Regions from separate parts of the Homo sapiens genome. Here region 1 is linked to region 2. A link is an interaction called in ENCODE POLR2A ChIA-PET data of the cell type or tissue named here. Cell type or tissue: IMR-90. All regions are shown on one strand. Each heading gives the region's core, and the rest is flanking DNA. Links, peaks and the distances in the headings are about the cores only.

Region 1 (5,381 bases), core at 325-5,324, 280 kb before region 2:
GAAAAGAACTTTAGCCTGGAGATCCCAGGCCATGCTGCTGAATCAAACTGTAAGGTCATGGCAAGGAGGGCCTGTCCCTAATTGTCACTTCAGGATATTCCAAATATGAAGATAGGAGGGAATACTGGTGTCCATCTTTGTTAGGCATAGAAAACTAGCTAAGATTGGATGTTTATTTTACTTTAATGCAGTATCTGCACAGTAAATGTTTGCAATTCAGAAGCATTTTCTCCAAATATTTAGGAAACAGCCCTTCTCTCTAATAAGTATTTTGAAATTGTTATAAAATTTTGTTTCTTTTCTCAGGTTTTTATATTTTCAGGTCATTAAAAAAAATCATCCTTGCTTGGCTATGCTACTAAAATCTCAACTGCCCTGTGGGTGTGGCCAGGAAGAGAGACAGTGCTTGCCACCAGTCCTGCTGGGCAGTCCAGCCTTGATCCAGAGGTCTGGGAGGGCATGGGTGATGTGTTCCAACCCTATTTGTATCACCCTCTAATTGGAATCCTGGTTTGTAGCCCATTCTGAATGAGCCTGCTTTAATTCCCTAAACAGATATCTCCAAATGAGAAACAAAAAAAGAAATTTGTAAAGCAAATGACTGTCAGGTGTTTGGTCCAGTCTGACTTAACCAGACACTTCAAGTACAATTTAAAAAAAAAAAAAAAAGAAACATAATTTTGGAGCCAGAAGACCTGGGTTCAAATTCTGGCCAATGTACTTAATATATCTATCTTGTAGATGCTCAACTGCTCATATTTGTCATCTGTGAAATGGGTATAGTAAAATGTTCTCACCTGCACAGTGTCATAAAATGTAAATAAGGTAATTTGCCTAAAAGCATATTAAATCAAATATGCCAGGCAGATTTTATGTTTGTTTTTATTGTTTTAGAAACAGAGTCTCACTCTGTTGCCTCATCTGTAGAGCAGTGGCATGATCATAACTTACTGCAGCTCACACTCCCGGGCTCAAGTGATCCTCCCACTTCAGCCTCACAAGTAGCAAGGACTACAGGCATGCACCACCATGCCTGGCTAACTTTTTAAAATGTTTTTGTAAAGATGTGGTCTTGCTAGGTTTCTCAGGCCGATGTTGAACTCCTGGCCTCAAACAATCCTCCCACCTTGGTTTCCCAAAGCTCTCAGATTACAGGCTTGAGCTACTACACCCCGCCAAATGTTTGTTTTAACAACAATTTTGAAAAAACAAAATAGTAGAATCTAAGCCATTTTGTCCAAAAGTCATTCACCCAAATATTAATTAAGGGCTTGGCATTGATTCAGAAGATGTATACAGCATAGAGTCAGCCTCTAGAGTTTGCAACATAATTAGGGAAACAAATATAGCTTTAATGATTATTAGAATATTAGCAAGTATATTCTGGTGGCTAAGTTGTGTCATTTAAAAAAGTTCTTTATGACCGTGGTTCACGGAAGAAAGAGAGCAACATAGATTCATTGCTGTAATGACACAGGTCTTCACAGAGGAATTTGGAGTGGAATAACAATAGGAGTTAACATTTATTGAGTAATTCTTATCACTTTAAGACATAATTTTGAGCTGTTTATGTATTAATGCATCTAAGCCTCAAACAACCACATGAAATAGTTATTATAATTTTCTCCATCTACAAAGGAGGAAACTAAATTTCAGAAAGTTTAAGTAATGTGTTCATTGTGCCCAATTAAGCAAGTGGAAGACCTAAAATTCAAACCTGGACAGTCTGACTCCAGACCTCTGCTTTGACCCTTCCTGACGATGTGGGTGCACCTGGTACACCTGCTAACACATGGCACAAAGGTTCTGCAAACTCTACTGAACAATTTGCCATCTGGCTCCTTCCATCTTGGCTCCTTCTTATCCAGTAACTAAATGAGAACTAGAAAAAGCTGTTCTACTTCCAGTCCACGGGTGACCTGCTAAGTAACCTTGGGAGATTTCATATTTCCTGCCACAGCTTTGTCAGCCTTAAATAATGAATTTCAGAAAATATAATTAAGTACAGTTTATTTGAGTGCAAAGCCTGAGGACAGCCACCCAAGACACCAACTCCAAACAAATGGGGTCAGCATTCCAAAGTGGAGAAGTTAAGGTTCCACTTAAATAGAAATCTTAGCAGGATTACAACATTTTCCATACAAGATCAGTGCATATGCCACAGAAATTTAATTGGTTAAAATTGCTACATTCCAAGGCAGATTACTCTATAACTCCCTGAAGAGGGGTAGTGATCTGAGTCAGTGTGTTAGCTCCAGCACTGTTTGGTCTTAATTATTTAGAGAAAAAAGAAAAGAAAAAGGCAGAAGTTGCAGCTGCAAGCCACATGACTTAGATGGCATAGCCACCTTCCTCTCAAGGCTCAGGAAAATTTAAAGCTCCCACCAGGTGCAGTGGCAAATGCTTGTAATCTCAGTACTTTGGGAGGCCAAGGTGGGAGGATCACTTGAGCTCGAGAGTTTGAGACCAGCCTGGGCAACATGGTGAAACCCTGTATCTACTAAAAATACAAAAATTATCTGGGTGTGGTGGCACGTGCCTGTAATCCCAGCTACTCGCTTGAACTCAGGAGGCGGAGATTGCAGTGAGCTGAAATCGTGCCACTACACTCCAGCCTAGCGACAGAGCCAGACTCTGTCTCAAAAAAAAAAAAAAGAAAAGAAAAATCTGGTCTCTACAAAAAATACAAAAATTAGCCGGGTGTGGTGGTGTGCACCTGTAGTCCCAGCTACTCAAGAGGCTGAGGTGGGAGGATCTAGGTTGCAGTGAGCCTAGATCATGCCACTGCACTCCAGCCTGGGCAAAAGATTGAGACCTTGTCTCCAAAAAAAAAAAAAAAAAGTGAACATGGTCAATTTTTTCTTTAAATTATAATTTAAAAAGTGTTAAAAATGTAAAGTTCCAACAGCTTTAAGTTTGAATTATTTCAAGTTTGAATTTTTTAATTTCATAGCTTCTTTATCAGTAAATCCAAAATGATACTTCCACAAATGTACCTCAACTGTCAGAATAAAAGAAACTGTGAGAATAAATGGGAAAGGCTGCTGAAAAATACAAATGACCTAAAAGAGTAAATTAATTGTCATCATTACTATTTATTTTTTACTGTCTATCTAATCCCATGGCCAGAAGGTATATTTCTAACTGTCATCTGTAATGACAAAAGGAAAGTGCGCAGAAGCATGTGCCTGGATCAGCATGGCCCGACAACCTCTGCAGGATGAGTTGCTGTGTGTGCAGGTCCTGCAGCAGATGGAACAGCAAGTGTGCACATCTGTATTATTCAGGTGATGTGTGGATACAGAAGAAGGAGAACGGAAATGACTTTTAGAACCAGTCTTGTTTTCTGCTTGTGTTATTTTATACAGGACTACTTAATGTCTCATTTTCAAAATTGTCTGAATATGCATGTCTTTGATGCAAGCAAGACACAGGGCTCCTAAATAAAAGAAGAAATAGGAATATAAGTAAACAGTAATGAGCTGTTTTTCTTTCTTGTTTAAAATATATTATTCTACTCTGGCAGCATAGAGAAGCCCTAAGGGAGCATTAAGTAGAATTTTAAAAAGCACTTCCTCTGACTCAGTCCATACTAGCTTCGCGATGACACCTCAGCAAACTCAGTTAAATGAATTTCTGAATGAATAATAAGTGACAGAAATCAATCAGGTATCTCTGCTGCTGCCAAATTTACAATATGACAATGTCACTGACTGGGAGAGAGCTAAGATTGGCCTTTGGACCAAGTGTGGGAGGCTTAAAATGCATAATGTGGAAGTTAGAGGACAGGAAGAATCTGTCTTGCATTTGATAACCTGAAAAAGGGGATATAATTAATATCTCTTGGGCTGGCCACATCTGGTGAATTAAAGGGAATTTTTACTTGACCATAGAGAATGCAGGAAAAGAACCATAGATATGACAGAAATATTGGCGAGTATTTATTCATTCATTATTTCACCCATTCATAAATCATTCAGTGATAGTCAAATAACTCACTGTCAAGCATACGCGGCTAGGTGCTGTGGATTAAAAATGAAAGAAGTGGAGTCCCCGATAAAAGGAGCTCACAATGTAGTGACAGAAATAGACATAAGCAAATAAATATAATGTGATGAGTTTATCTTAATTACAGCCATGGGCACAGGGTACTGGGAGAGCCCTTAAGGAGGTGCAGGGAGGCAGGAGGAATGCTTCCCAGAGAAATGACCCTGGAGCTAAGTGTTCAAGTATCAGCATGAAATGAACAGGTGAGGGGCAGGGAGATTTTGCACCAAGAGGACCTATTTGAGTAAACAACTGAAAATGAGATAGAGAATGGTTTATGCAGGCAACTGCAGACAATTTACTATAGTATAAAATGCAAAGCAGGAAATGGGGCAGAAGAAGCCAGAAAAGGTGGTGAGGACCAGGCCGCAGCAGGTCTTCTCCAAAGAAGCAGCTTGTTTTTTATCCTTTTGGGTAGAGGTTCTCAAACTTCAGCCTGATTCAGAATTACCTGAAGGGTTTTCTAAGCATGCATTGCTGGGCCCCATCCCCCAGAGTTTCTGACCTCCTAGGCCTGGGGTAAGGCCTGAGAATTTGCATTTCTAACGAGTTCTCATGTGATGCAGATGATGCTGGTCCTGACAACACCATGCTCTAGGCAACCAAAAGGGCTTACTGGGTTTCAAGCAAGACATCCATAAGGTAAGTTGTGCCCCTTAGAATCCATGGACTCTCTGGATAGGCTGCATTTTTAAGAGTCAAGGACTGGAGGCGGGGAGGCCAGTTAGGAGGCTGTGCCAGAGGCCCGAATGGAGAAGCAGACAGACAAACCAAACCATAACTTTGTTAGTTAGCAATTCCATATGTTACTCACAAACATTGTGGAAAAAATCAATGTGTCATGTTTGCAATGTCTGGTTCTTTAATTAGTACATAAAATGTGAACAATATTAAAAGAAAAAATATTTAAGAGAAAAGAGGTAGAACTGGAATTACACACATTTTCTATCGAGAAATGAATTCTACTGATTAAAACCAGAAAATAGAGATTAGTTTCCTACCTTGGATTCTTCATCCCAGTGATATGGACAGAAGGCAGGGAAATTCTGGGCAGAAGAGGCCAAGTCCTTGGCAAGGGCCCCACCCTCAAGCTGAAAAGCCTAATACCGCCACCCAAAGTGAAAAGTTACATCCCTGTTTTCCTGATCAAATGTTGCCTTTTCCAAAACCACCCATGGCCCACCCTACCCCTGATCCTGTGCCCATAAAACCCCCAGGCTTAGCCAGCAGAGACAGCAGAAGCAGTTGGACGTTGGAGACTATAGTTGGACATTGGAGAGAAGCAGCTTGAATTCAGAGGGATAGCTTGATGGCATAACTTCAGAGAGGAGTCC
Region 2 (5,381 bases), core at 233-5,232:
AAAAAAAAAAGGCTGGGCATGGTGGCTTACGCCTGTAATCCCAGCACTTTGGGAGACCGAGGCAGGTGAATCACCTGAGGTCGGGAGTTCAAGACCAGCCTGACCAACATGGAGAAACCCCATCTCTACTAAAAATACAAAATTAGCTAGCTATGGTGGTGCATGCCTGTAATCTCAGCTACTTGGGAGGCTGAGGCAGGAATATCGCTTGAACCTGGGAGGCGGAGGTCGCGGTGAGACAAGATGGCACCATTGCACTCCAGCCTGGGCAACAAGAGTGAAACTCCATCTCAAAAAAAAAAAAAAAAAAAAAAAGCCACAGACCTAGACTAACCCTAGAAAGGCTCAAGGTCTTCATGTCCAACTGCAAAGAGACCGTTTCCCAAGTATTCCATAATTGCTATAGATGCATTGTCCTATGCCATTATTTGTCCAAACTGCTTTTCATCTAGAACATGAGTTTGCTTCGGGACAATGAGGACTGTTTTTATGGCCTGCCATGGAGATAAGAAATGAGAAAAATGCATTTGAGAAGAAAATGACATCAAATCTCACCTTGAGGGGTCAACAAACTTGTAAATAGATCCACGTGGTGCATAGGCACTTGGGTAAGAGGTCGCCAGGAAATACAGCTCCCCTAAGGCAACAAAAATAGACAGGCAATAATGGGACATCAGGCAGCACTGAGACACAGAGTTGGATGCACAGAAAATGGTCAAAAAGAGGTTATGGCCCTAAAATGCAGTGAGCGCCAAGAACGGAATCCCAGAAACCTAACTGGCATCAGCTCTGCTGGGCTGTGAGCTCCTTGAGGAGAAAGTCCATCTTTGAACCCCCCAAAGACTAGCTCAGTGTATGGCCTAGCAGAGGCAATTTCACGTGTATGTTTGTTTATCAAACCAAACAGGTTTCCCCCTTATCACCTCCTTGCCCTCAGAAACTTCACCTCCGTGAATCTCCATTTCCTTCCCCACCTCTTTCCTCTGTGAACACTTGGATATATACAGTCTGCAGGCTGAGGACCATCTGTCAATCGCTTTATTTTGCCCCTTCTTTAGTCCTTTTGTTTCCCTTCAGCCTCACTCCCATTTTCCTCTTTCATTCTGTCCTTGAGTTCCTTATTTCCTGGTGACCCTCCCCACTCTCCATTTCTCCTCTCGGTCTTTTCCATGCCCCACAAAAATCACCTCTACCCACTCTCTCCTGTATCTCTCTGATATGGTTTGGCTGTGTCCCCACCCAAATCTCATCTTGAATGATTTGGCTCCCATAATTCCCACATGTTGTGGGAGTGACCCAATGGGAGATAATTGAATCATGGGGGCAGCTTCCCCCATACTGTTCTCCTGGTAGTGAATAAGTCTCATGAGCTCCGATGGTTTTATATAGTTTTATAAGAGGAAATCCCTTTTTCTTGGCTCTCATTTTCTCTCTTGTCTGCCACCATGTAAGAGGTGCCTTTCACCTTCCACCATGATTGTGAAGCCTTCCCAGCCATGTGGAACTGTGAGTCCACTAAGCCTCTTTTTCTTTATAAATTACCCAGTCTCAGTCTCAGGTATGTCTTTATCAGCAGTGTGAAAACGGACTAATACACTCTTAGAAAGAGCCCCCTGCTCCTTACCATTTCTCCCAGTTGTAACTCAGGGAAATGTTCTTTTGTCACAGTAACTACCTCATTCCACATTGCTTTCTAGTTATTTGTGAGGGACATTATGCTATGGGGTCATGAGCCCCAGTGGAGAGTCCCAGAAGTCTGATTTGATTTCTGATAACACCAGTTCCTCTCCATGCTATCTTGGGAGACCTCTTCACCTGCACAGCCCTCGAGATATTTATTCATTTGTAAAATGGGGATCACAATGCCTCAAGTGATTGTTAGGTATTCAATTAGAAAGTGTTAGATAACCAGGCCGGGCGCGGTAGCTCATGCCTATAATCCCAACACTTTGGGAGGCTGAGGCAGGTGGATCACCTGAGGTAAGGAGTTCAAGATGAGCCTGGCCAACATGGCAAAACCCCCTCTCTACTAAAAATACAAAAATTATCCAGGCGTGGTGGCACACGCCTGTGATCCCAGCTATGCGGGAGGCTGAGACATGAGAATCACTTGAATCTGGGAGGCAGAGGTTGCAGTGAGCCAAGACCGCATCACTACACTCCCAGTGCAGTAGGCAACAGAGCGAGACTCCGTCTCAAAAAAAAAAAGAAAGTGTTCGATAATCGTAGTTATTTTTACTTTCTTATCTGTCTGACCCAATGTTTGTGCCATTACACTGAATTAAACTCACTTGCTGTCATGTGCCTTACACAATTCTTTCTCAATTTTATGAAAGAAAATGTCTATTAAGTTGCAATTCTGAAAAACCTAAAGCTTTATACAGCTCTGAATTATTTAAACAACTAATTTTTTTTTTTTTTTTTTTTTAGACAAGGTCTTGCTCTGTTGCTGACTGGAGTGTAGCTGCACAATCACAGCTCACTGTAGCCTCAACCTCCTGGGCTCAAGCAAACCTTCCACCTCAGTCTTTTGAGCAGCTGGGACTACAGGTGCATGCCACCACATCAGGATCATTTTTTAAACTTTTTGTAGAGACGGGGTTTCCCTATGTTGCTCAGGCTGGTCTCAAACTCCTGCACTCAAGCAATCCTCCCAGCTCAGCCTCCCAAAGCAGTAGGATTACAGGCATGAGCCACCACACAACAGCTCTAAACAACTGCTTTTTGTGGAGAACAGAGACCAGCGTTTGTCTTGTGCTAAGTGTGAGCCTCATGGTCTTTGCATAGCCCCTACACAGGGTAGCAGCTGCCTAACAAACTATGATTTGTGTACTGACAAACTAGATGTATAATCTTCCCCATGTAAGAGATCTGATGAACTAGGGCACACCCTCCTTTAGAGTCAGTTTGCTTTGTCTGAATGGGAAGCCCAGGCACCATCCAGAGTGATTCTACCATTAGATAAATGTGGTGTCTACGAAAGGTCCACGTGTACACAGGCAGGGGCCCCTCGAAACCATGCAAAGGCCTTCTCAGTCTAAAAAGAAAATTGAAAACCATGCCTATACTGGACTGCAGTTTGTGTAAATTACATGTCTTCCACATTCCATAGACTTCCCATTGTATTTTTAGGAGAAAACAATGCTAGAAGTGAATTTCATCTGTAGCATCCAACTGATATTTTTAATATACATCTTAGGGGAGAAAAACAAAAAAACTATAATATGCCATTTAAAACAAAAATGCATGCTATACAAATTTACTGCAAACAGAATTCATTTGACCAGCCCTCTTGGGAATGCCCTTCAGTGACTAACTTTCAGAAATCCCATCAATTAAACCTCAGCAATGGGCAGCTCCACACCAGCCAGTCACTCAGCAGCAATTCATACCAGCTATCAACTCTCAGGACCCAGGATGTGAAGTGCAGCCATAGGTGAGGCAGAGCTCAAGTTCCAAGTAAAAAGTGACTTACCTAAAGCCAGTGGACTGATAATAAAATAATGAAATAAGGCTCAGATCTAAAAATGCCTCTCAGAGGAAAAGAATATGGCAAGGGCAGAAAATATGAATCAGTTTATGCAAAAACACAAGAGCAAGCAACTCTGGAAAAAAAAATAATTTGCCTCAAGAACAGCCTCATCAGCCTCAGGGCCGCCCTTGGGTAAAGGCTTGGGAACACGTTGGCAAGTCTACCCCATGAAATTCAGCCAAGGACTGTGTTTTGTTTGCCAGATGTACCATGACTGTTGTTTTTTTTTTATGCTGTCTGTTTTCTACGGTGAGAAGTCTGCAAGCACAACAAACCAAGCCACCAAAGCCAGGTTCTCTGTGGCCTCCTGAAGAGGAGCAAGCCACAGAAGATGGCAGCCCAGAATCCCTGGGCAGGCCTGCCTCTGGGGTTCCAATCTCTGGGGTGGTGCTGGACACAGGGGTGTCCGGCAGAGGAGAGGCTCCACCACCGCCTGCAGCTTTCACGTCACTCACTTTCCACTGGCCATCATCCTGCCAGCCTGTGGTTTCTCTCCTTTTTCATATGTTTGGACTTCCAATTTGGAACTCACATAGACTTTTTCCTGTTAAAATACTTGAAGTTTCCAAAATTCTTGAAGTTTCCTCTGCTCCTATAAAACATTCATCTCAAACTATCTGTTCATCGGCTAGCTGAGAGGAAAGGGTCCGGGAGCTGACTGGGTCTCTTTATATCCTACTCAAGTGAAGGTCCCAAGGCAGCCACCTCATGGCCCAGAGGGGAAAGAAACCAAATACTTCAGAATCCTTTGAGACTCTGGTTTATACCTATAGAGAATCTTTTTTTTTAAATTTTTTCTTTTCTTGTGTATTTTTTGTGTTTTTTGATTTGTTTTGTTTTCTGTTGTTTAATTATTTTTTTTTCACCTATAGAGAATCTAGATGTGGAAGGGACCCTGAGAGATCACCTTATTATCTCTGTCTTTAAACATGGTGATATCTCGTGCCAAATACTGAAAAGTTCACTGTCCTCACATAAAAAAAGAGAAATATTTAAAATTCGAAAACCTTATCTTTCAGAGTGAAACATAACTTATGTAAAGCTGAAGTTAAAAATCGGCTTTCTGATGATAAAATGTTTGGAAATGTATTAGAGCTGAGTCTCTCTGTGTCTCTCTCGCTCATGTGTACACGTGCACATCATGCTTCACTGATTCCCTTAACACGTGCCTAGTCTGTCTACTGAGCAACCTCCTACCTAGATGTCTACCTTTTTCTCAGGTTTCTAAATAAATAAATAAAATTCTCCTTTTCTCACAGACTCTTGGCAAGGTCAGGAAAGAACCTGGCCCAACCAGTGAGATGATCACCAGAGGTCCCTTTCCCAGACAGCACCGGCAGCATAAACACCCGCTGCCCATTTAGTCTGGCCCGCTGTTGGCCCTTTCCACATTCCTAAAACTGTGGTTCAGAATAGATATTCCCCTCACAGTGAGTTGTGTGGTTCAATCAGGAAGGAGTAAGTTGGCATATTCAGTCTGTTTCTTCATTGGTGAAACGAGCATTATAATTACATCATGGAGCCGGGCGCGGTGGCTCACGCCTGTAATCTCAGCACTTTGGGAGGCTGAGGCGGGCAGATCACCTGAGGTCAGGAATTTGAGACCAGCACGGCCAACACGGCAAAACCCCGTCTCTACTAAAAATACAAACGTTAGCTGGGCATGGTGGCGGGCGCCTGTAGTCCCAGCTACTTGGGAGGCTGAGGCAGGAGAATTGCTTGGACTCTGGAAGCGGAGGTTGCAGTAAGCCGAGATGGCGCCGCAGACAGAGAGCAAGACTCTGTCTCAAAAAAAAGAAGAAAAAATAAAAAATAATTATATCGTGGGGGTGTTATGATTATGAAATAA

The links. Peaks named below come from ENCODE experiments on the same cell type or tissue, not always from the same donor. Only the 100,000 strongest peaks of a DNase experiment are listed, where the experiment ranks them.
Region 1: POLR2A ChIA-PET joins it to region 2 with 18 read pairs; 2 of 35 experiments call an interaction of 5 or more read pairs at or near these places.

What each region holds. Positions count from the first base shown.
Region 1 is chr1:222,248,386-222,253,766 of GRCh38, forward strand. No RefSeq gene overlaps it. Among named protein-coding and RNA genes, the nearest start is that of LINC01705, 190 kb to the left of the region's middle. In IMR-90, for the core only: no CTCF peak of the experiment used is centred there; a DNase peak (open chromatin) is centred at 2,216; H3K27ac peaks cover 423 bases.
Region 2 is chr1:222,526,414-222,531,794 of GRCh38, forward strand. HHIPL2 (HHIP like 2) reads right to left here. Exons shown (of 9, transcript NM_024746.4): 7 at 556-637. Among named protein-coding and RNA genes, the nearest start is that of HHIPL2, 19 kb to the right of the region's middle. RefSeq lists a silencer at 99-283. In IMR-90, for the core only: no CTCF peak of the experiment used is centred there; no DNase peak of the experiment used is centred there; H3K27me3 peaks cover 795 bases.